Linked DNA regions of Mus musculus: region 2 is linked to region 1. Evidence: chromatin loops called from intact Hi-C (ENCODE). Cell type or tissue: heart. All regions are shown on one strand. Links, peaks and the distances in the headings refer to the core of each region. The heading gives the core; the rest is flanking DNA. Region 1 overlaps Ahrr (aryl-hydrocarbon receptor repressor). Region 2 has its middle 5.6 kb from the start of Ahrr.

Region 1 (2,915 bases), core at 132-2,631:
ACTGAAGGTGCATGTTATATTTTCGTGTTTAAAGGAGGTTTGCACAAATGAAGATAATGAGTGCAGTCTGGGAGACTTTCTGGGTAGGAGACTTTGGATATCAGGACCAAGACTGCCATGGGTCCTTGAACTGGCATAGCAAAAGTCCTCTGGTTGCAAGTGGTTTGTAAAAAGAAAGATTTACTGAAATACATACTCAGATGAAGGGAATCTCACAAACTCCTTGAAAGGGAGAGTCCTGCAGAACCCATGGCTGCCTGCCAGGTTTTAGCTGTCCTCTGTCCACTCTGCCTCACAATGTAATACAGAAACAGTTGTGGCATAACTGTATATGTCAGGGAGTCACAGCCATGCACCAGGCAGAAGTTCTCTGAGCTGCACCAGTATGTTCTGTAACTTTTAGATAAGCTACCACAGACCCTTCAGACTCCTGAAAGGAGGTTCATAGATAGACTCCAAGTACCTCCAGTACTTCTAGTGTAGTAATTTGGAGAAAACTATTTTGGAGTTGTTCTTCTGAAGAAAGATGTCAAAAACCCACCTTCCCAGTTAGGATGTCTTCCTGGGGCCTTGTAGGCAGAACTGACGTTTGACTCATGTTCCATGTAAGTGACCATGTACTGGTCACTATGAAGAAGACTGAGGGTTAGAGCCAGAAGGATAAGAATCCCCTTTCTCCTACCTACTTAGCTTCTTGGTACAGATAGGAGTCCATGGCTAAAAACTGAAAATATAAAATTTCAGAGTCTTCCAACCAACACTAAGAAACTCCAGGGTACAGAAAAAGGGAACGTGGTAAGAAAAGGACCAGGAGAGTGGGGCAGACCTGCCAGGATCTGGGAGAGCCATGCTTGAAGCTGAGGACCACGATTAGAGCCTGTCCTCTATTGGCTGGGCTGATGAAGGTGATAGTCTGTGCCACTTACACTGCTCACTCAGCTTCTAACCTGCTCTAGGTTAGCTGTAGACCTTTCCACCAGTAGGACAGAACAGAGCCCAAGGGATGGCTGACAATGAAATGAGTGCGGTGCTTCCAGCGCTGTCCACACCTGCTGTCTCTGCAGCCACAGTTAGTTAGTATGGTCTCTCAGGAACTGCTTTCAAGTGCCCTAGCTGCTTCATGGAAGAAATTCAAGGCTGCGTTTACTATTTGTGGGATCTATAAACAGCCATTTATTCCACTCCCCCGGCTAGAACAGTGCTCGCACGCACGCAAGTTCCATGCCACAGCCCCTGCGAGTGATCTGGCTCCAGGAAGCTCAGCCAGCTGCCCCAATGCCTGCCCAGTGCTGCTCGCGTGACTAGGGCCTGTTGCTGTGCAGTAACCATGGCAACAACTCCCAGAGGGAACGACTCGCTCCAACTTCCCCTAATGCCAAGGGGGAGACATGAGAGAAGCTGTTGAGAATTGTTCCCTTTTCCCTCCTTTTTTTTTTGTTTTGTTTTGTTTTGTTTTTCTTTTTTCCTCTGCTGTGACCTTGACAAAAATAATCTTTGAAGTACTTGTTGGCTATTTTCCTGCCATGGGACTGGAAGAAATCAAGATAGCCAGAGTTCGCCAAAGGAAGTACAACTTCTCAAAGTGCTGGCCTCTCTGTGTGCAGAGGGTGGGAGGAATGCCAAGACAGAGCAGAGGTGCCATCAGGCCACTGACCGTTGCCTGTACCTTGTGGCAGGTGCTTCGTGCTGTGACTTTTACATTAAACATGGACGACTTTTTTTCCCCTTAAAAAACGCAGACTTTAACCTTAGGGCTAAATCCGTTTTTCCACTTGGAAAAGTGATCTCATTTTCCATGTACCGTAGGTTTTTTTGTTTTGCTTTGCTTGAAAAAAAAAAAACTTGTAGGGATAAAAAGAGAAAGAAAAGAAAAAAATTCATGATGCATATTTGAAAGATGGTTCCACATGTGTAAAAGAATTTGGCATGACAATTCTGGACCAGAAAGTCAATCTGATATTGAATCCATATGATCCCACAAACAGCATTTTATAGTCTTAAAAAAAATTCTGCCTTGTGAGTTAAAATTAAGATTGTTTTTGCTTGTGACTAATCTCATAAAATCTTTTTTAAGAAGACATTTTATATACTCAAGTCTTGAAATTTTCTTTGGTCTTTGAACTATTATTAGTAGGCTATCATGAGTACGTGGCAAGCACTGAGCTGGGAAAAGCTGTTGCAGGATCTGGAGAGCACAACTGAGCTACGTCTTTGTCCAGTGGGCTCAATACTAAGGACATATGCTCTGGCTTAGCCTGCTACACATCTGCCACTCACCTAAGAGAGAGGGGGGTGCCCAACACCATGATAGCTGCCTAGAATAGCCATTCTATCAGAGGTGAGGGCATTCCCCTTCATAGTTCACCTACTTGTTGCCCTGTTGGTTTTGTTCTCACATAATAGCCTAAGTTCTCATGCAGTATGACGCCTTAGTCTCTAACCACCTCTCAGTGCACTTCCCAGTGCATTTCTCCCATGTCTGTCTGGATAGGAGGCTGCAGCAAGCCTATGGGTTGGGTGATGAATAATAGCTAACAATGCAAATTATGGTGATTTTGGTCTCCCAAATTCTGGACAGAATGGACTGTTTCTAAGGTATGGACCAGATGGAAATGATAGCTCTAGGAACTGAGCACTAGCCTAGGGCAAGCTTACCAAGCCTACCCTAACCATGCTGGCTTCAGATTTCCACCCTTCCATAGCCTCAGCTCTGCCCTCACCCACTCTAGCTGTGCCCAGATCCAGCTAGACAGTAGGTGGGAGTGATACAGGGTCTATCAAACTTGGACATATTCCTCACTGAGGTCAAATGTAGGCAGAACAAAAACTCTGGGATCTCATATCAGCACACTAGAGATGTGGGTCAAAAGTACTAGATGCCCCTTTGTGAAAAGCATGCTAGTCATGAAGGCAGC
Region 2 (2,915 bases), core at 320-2,819, 52 kb before region 1:
TCTCCATTGGAAGCTTCAGGAAGCTGCCATTATGTCTCTAACAGTTGGAACATCCATAATAAAATATTGCAGTACAAATCCAAGTCTTGCAGGCCATGTTCGGCATCTGGACCTCTTTTAGGCATCATTTGTGCTCTAGGAGCTTTGGGTAGCCCCGTGCTTCTAGATCTGTTGCCTGTGGCACACACTGACCTACAGCTTTCCTTCCATATTTCTGGCATCTCAAGTACTCGGTTACTCCACGACAAACTAGACTTCACTTTCATAGGATGGAGTCTGTCTTAGGGTTTACTGCTGTGAACAGACACCATGACCAAGGCAACTCTTATAAGGACAACATTTAATTGGGGCTGCTTTACAAATTCAGTGGGTCAGTCCATTTCATCAAGGTGGAAACACGGCAGCATCTAGGCAGGCATGGTACAAGAGGAGCTGAGAGTTCTACATCTTCATCTGACGGCTGCTAGTGGAAGACTGATTTTCAGGCAGCTAGGATGAGAATCTTAAGCCCACATCCACAGTGATACACCTACTCCAGCAAGGCCACACCTCCTAATAGGGTGCCACTCCCTGGGCCAAGCCTATTCAATCACAAATTCTCTTTTCCTATTTATTTATTTATTTATTTATTCATTCATTCATTCATTCATTCATTTTATACCCAAATCACTGACCCCACCACGGTCCCCTTTCACACAATCTCTCTTCCCACTCCCAACCCCTTCTCCTGTGAGAAAGTGGAAGTCCCCCTTCATATTCCCACTCCCTGGTGTGTCAAGTCTCTGCAGGGCTAGTTGTATCCTCTCCAGATGACACCAGACAAGGCAACCCTGTTAGGGAAACAAATTCTACAGACAGGCAATAGCTTTAGGGACAGCCCCTGCTCCAGTTGTTCATCTGGGGGGACCCACATGAAGGCTGAGCTGTACTTTGCTACATATGTGCTAAGGGCCTTAGCCCAGCCTGTGTATGCTCTTTGGTTTGTGACTCAGTCTCTGAGAGCCCCCAAGAGACCAGGTTAGTAGACTCTGTTGGTCATCCTGTGGAGTTCCTATCTGCTTCAGAGTCTTTAATCATTCCTCCAACTCTCCCATAAGACTCCCTGAACCCCGTCCAATGTTAGGCTGTGGGTCTGAGAATCTGTTTCAGTCATCTGCTGGGTGGGGCCTCTCAAAGGACAGTTTGCTAGGCTCCTGTCTGCAAGAATAACACGGTATCATTTAATAGTATCAGGGACTGGTACCTGTCCATGGGATGAGTCTCAAGTTGGGATGGTTATTGGTTGGCCATTCCCTCAGACTCCACTCCATCTTTGTCCACCTAGTATTTGTAAGCAGGACAAATTTTGGGTTGAAAATTTTGTGGGTGGATTTGGTAGTCTTATCCCTCCAATGGGAGTCCTGCCTGGCTACAGGAAGTGGCCTCTCCAGGTTCCATATCCCTACTTCTATGCATCTCAGCTAAGGTCACCTGCATTGACTACTGGAAACTACCCCCCATGCCAGGTCTCTGACATGTCTTAGAGATGCCTCCCATGCCCCTCCCCCACCTACTACAGATTTATATTCATTCTCCTGTCCCTCTGGCCCTCTCTCATGTCTCTCCCCACACCTGATCCTGACCCCTCCATTCCCCTCGCCATCCCCTCTCATCCAGTCCCCTCTCTCCATCTGCTGCTTATGACTATTTTATTCTAAGTGAGATTCAAGCATCCTCACTTGGGCCTTCCTTCTTCTTCTTGTTTAGCTTGTTTGGGTCTGTGGATATTGTGGGTATCCTGTACTTTATGACTAATATCTACTTATAAGTGAGTACATACCATGTATGTCCTTTTGAGTCTGGGTTACCTTACTCAGGATGATACTTCTCTAGCTCCACATAAGATGGATTGTTAGGACCCTCTTGTGGGGAGTTATACACTACTCCATATTGCTTAGTCTCAACACCTTTAACCACGGTGCAAGCCTCACTGACACCCACTACCTTTCCAAGTTGGTCAAGTTTAACGTACACTTGTAGAAGAGGTAATTTGGGAACTGAAAAGACACCTTAAAGCCCATTTAACCTATAGTTGTTATCTCAGAGAGATGGACAAAGATGGTGATCCTTGGAACAGAATCATCTCTAGAGTCACAGACTAGGAAGTAGCTATAAATGTAGAAAAATATCTGAGGGGAATGGGCTAAAAAGGTTTTTTTTTCTTTCTCCAGAACTCAGTGAGAAACTGGTTTAGATGGGCCAACAGAGTGCCCTGTACAGCTTATAGAAACTTATCACACTAGGGCACTTCCATCCCTAGGGCAGGAAAACTCCCAAGGCTTCCAAGAGGTCACAGGAGACCAAGACTTGGAACAGATGTATCCTCCCAGCATCGACACCACATCTACTCTAAGGTCTATGCAAGGAAATTGTTTTCTACTCTGGGACCGTGTCTTTGCCAGCAGGTGGTCAGATGAACCCTAGACTTTCCAGTTACTTTTTAGCTAGGTAACTTCTGGAGAGTATACACCAGAAAAATTCAGTGAGAAAATCAGAAAAAGAAAACCCTATGATCCAGATAACAGAGCAGCTGGAGAGTTTAGATAGCTAAGAATCAGGGTGAGCATTGAAGGAAATGCTCCCTCCAACGGGTGAGGCTAAGACACGGTCCATGGTGGATCATGGCGATTCACTGAGAAGCACTTGGAGAGCTCTGAGATGTGAGAGGATAAAGACTGACTCAGAAAAATAAGCAAAGAGTCACTGCTTAGTCAGTGCCTGCGAAAGGAAACAAATCACAGAAAACTGGCATGCTTGTTTGCACCTCCAACGTGACCCTTCCACCTCTGGCTTCCCTCCTCTGTGTTGTGCCTATAATATACAGTCATCAGCATTGGGATGAAGTACGTAAGGTTCTGCCGGGGGAGGGGGGGCAA

What was found. Hi-C counts contacts between places; a loop is a spot of excess contacts. Peaks named below come from ENCODE experiments on the same cell type or tissue, not always from the same donor. Only the 100,000 strongest peaks of a DNase experiment are listed, where the experiment ranks them.
Region 2: it touches region 1 in a loop (2.1-fold over the local background); 2 of 42 quality-filtered maps call a loop at or near these places.

What each region holds. Positions count from the first base shown.
Region 1 is chr13:74,244,102-74,247,016 of GRCm38, reverse strand. All of the region lies in intron 4 of Ahrr (aryl-hydrocarbon receptor repressor), which reads left to right. Among named protein-coding and RNA genes, the nearest start is that of Exoc3, 37 kb to the right of the region's middle. In heart, for the core only: no CTCF peak of the experiment used is centred there; a DNase peak (open chromatin) is centred at 1,296; H3K4me3 peaks cover 285 bases; H3K27ac peaks cover 427 bases.
Region 2 is chr13:74,296,432-74,299,346 of GRCm38, reverse strand. No RefSeq gene overlaps it. Among named protein-coding and RNA genes, the nearest start is that of Ahrr, 5.6 kb to the right of the region's middle. In heart, for the core only: no CTCF peak of the experiment used is centred there; no DNase peak of the experiment used is centred there.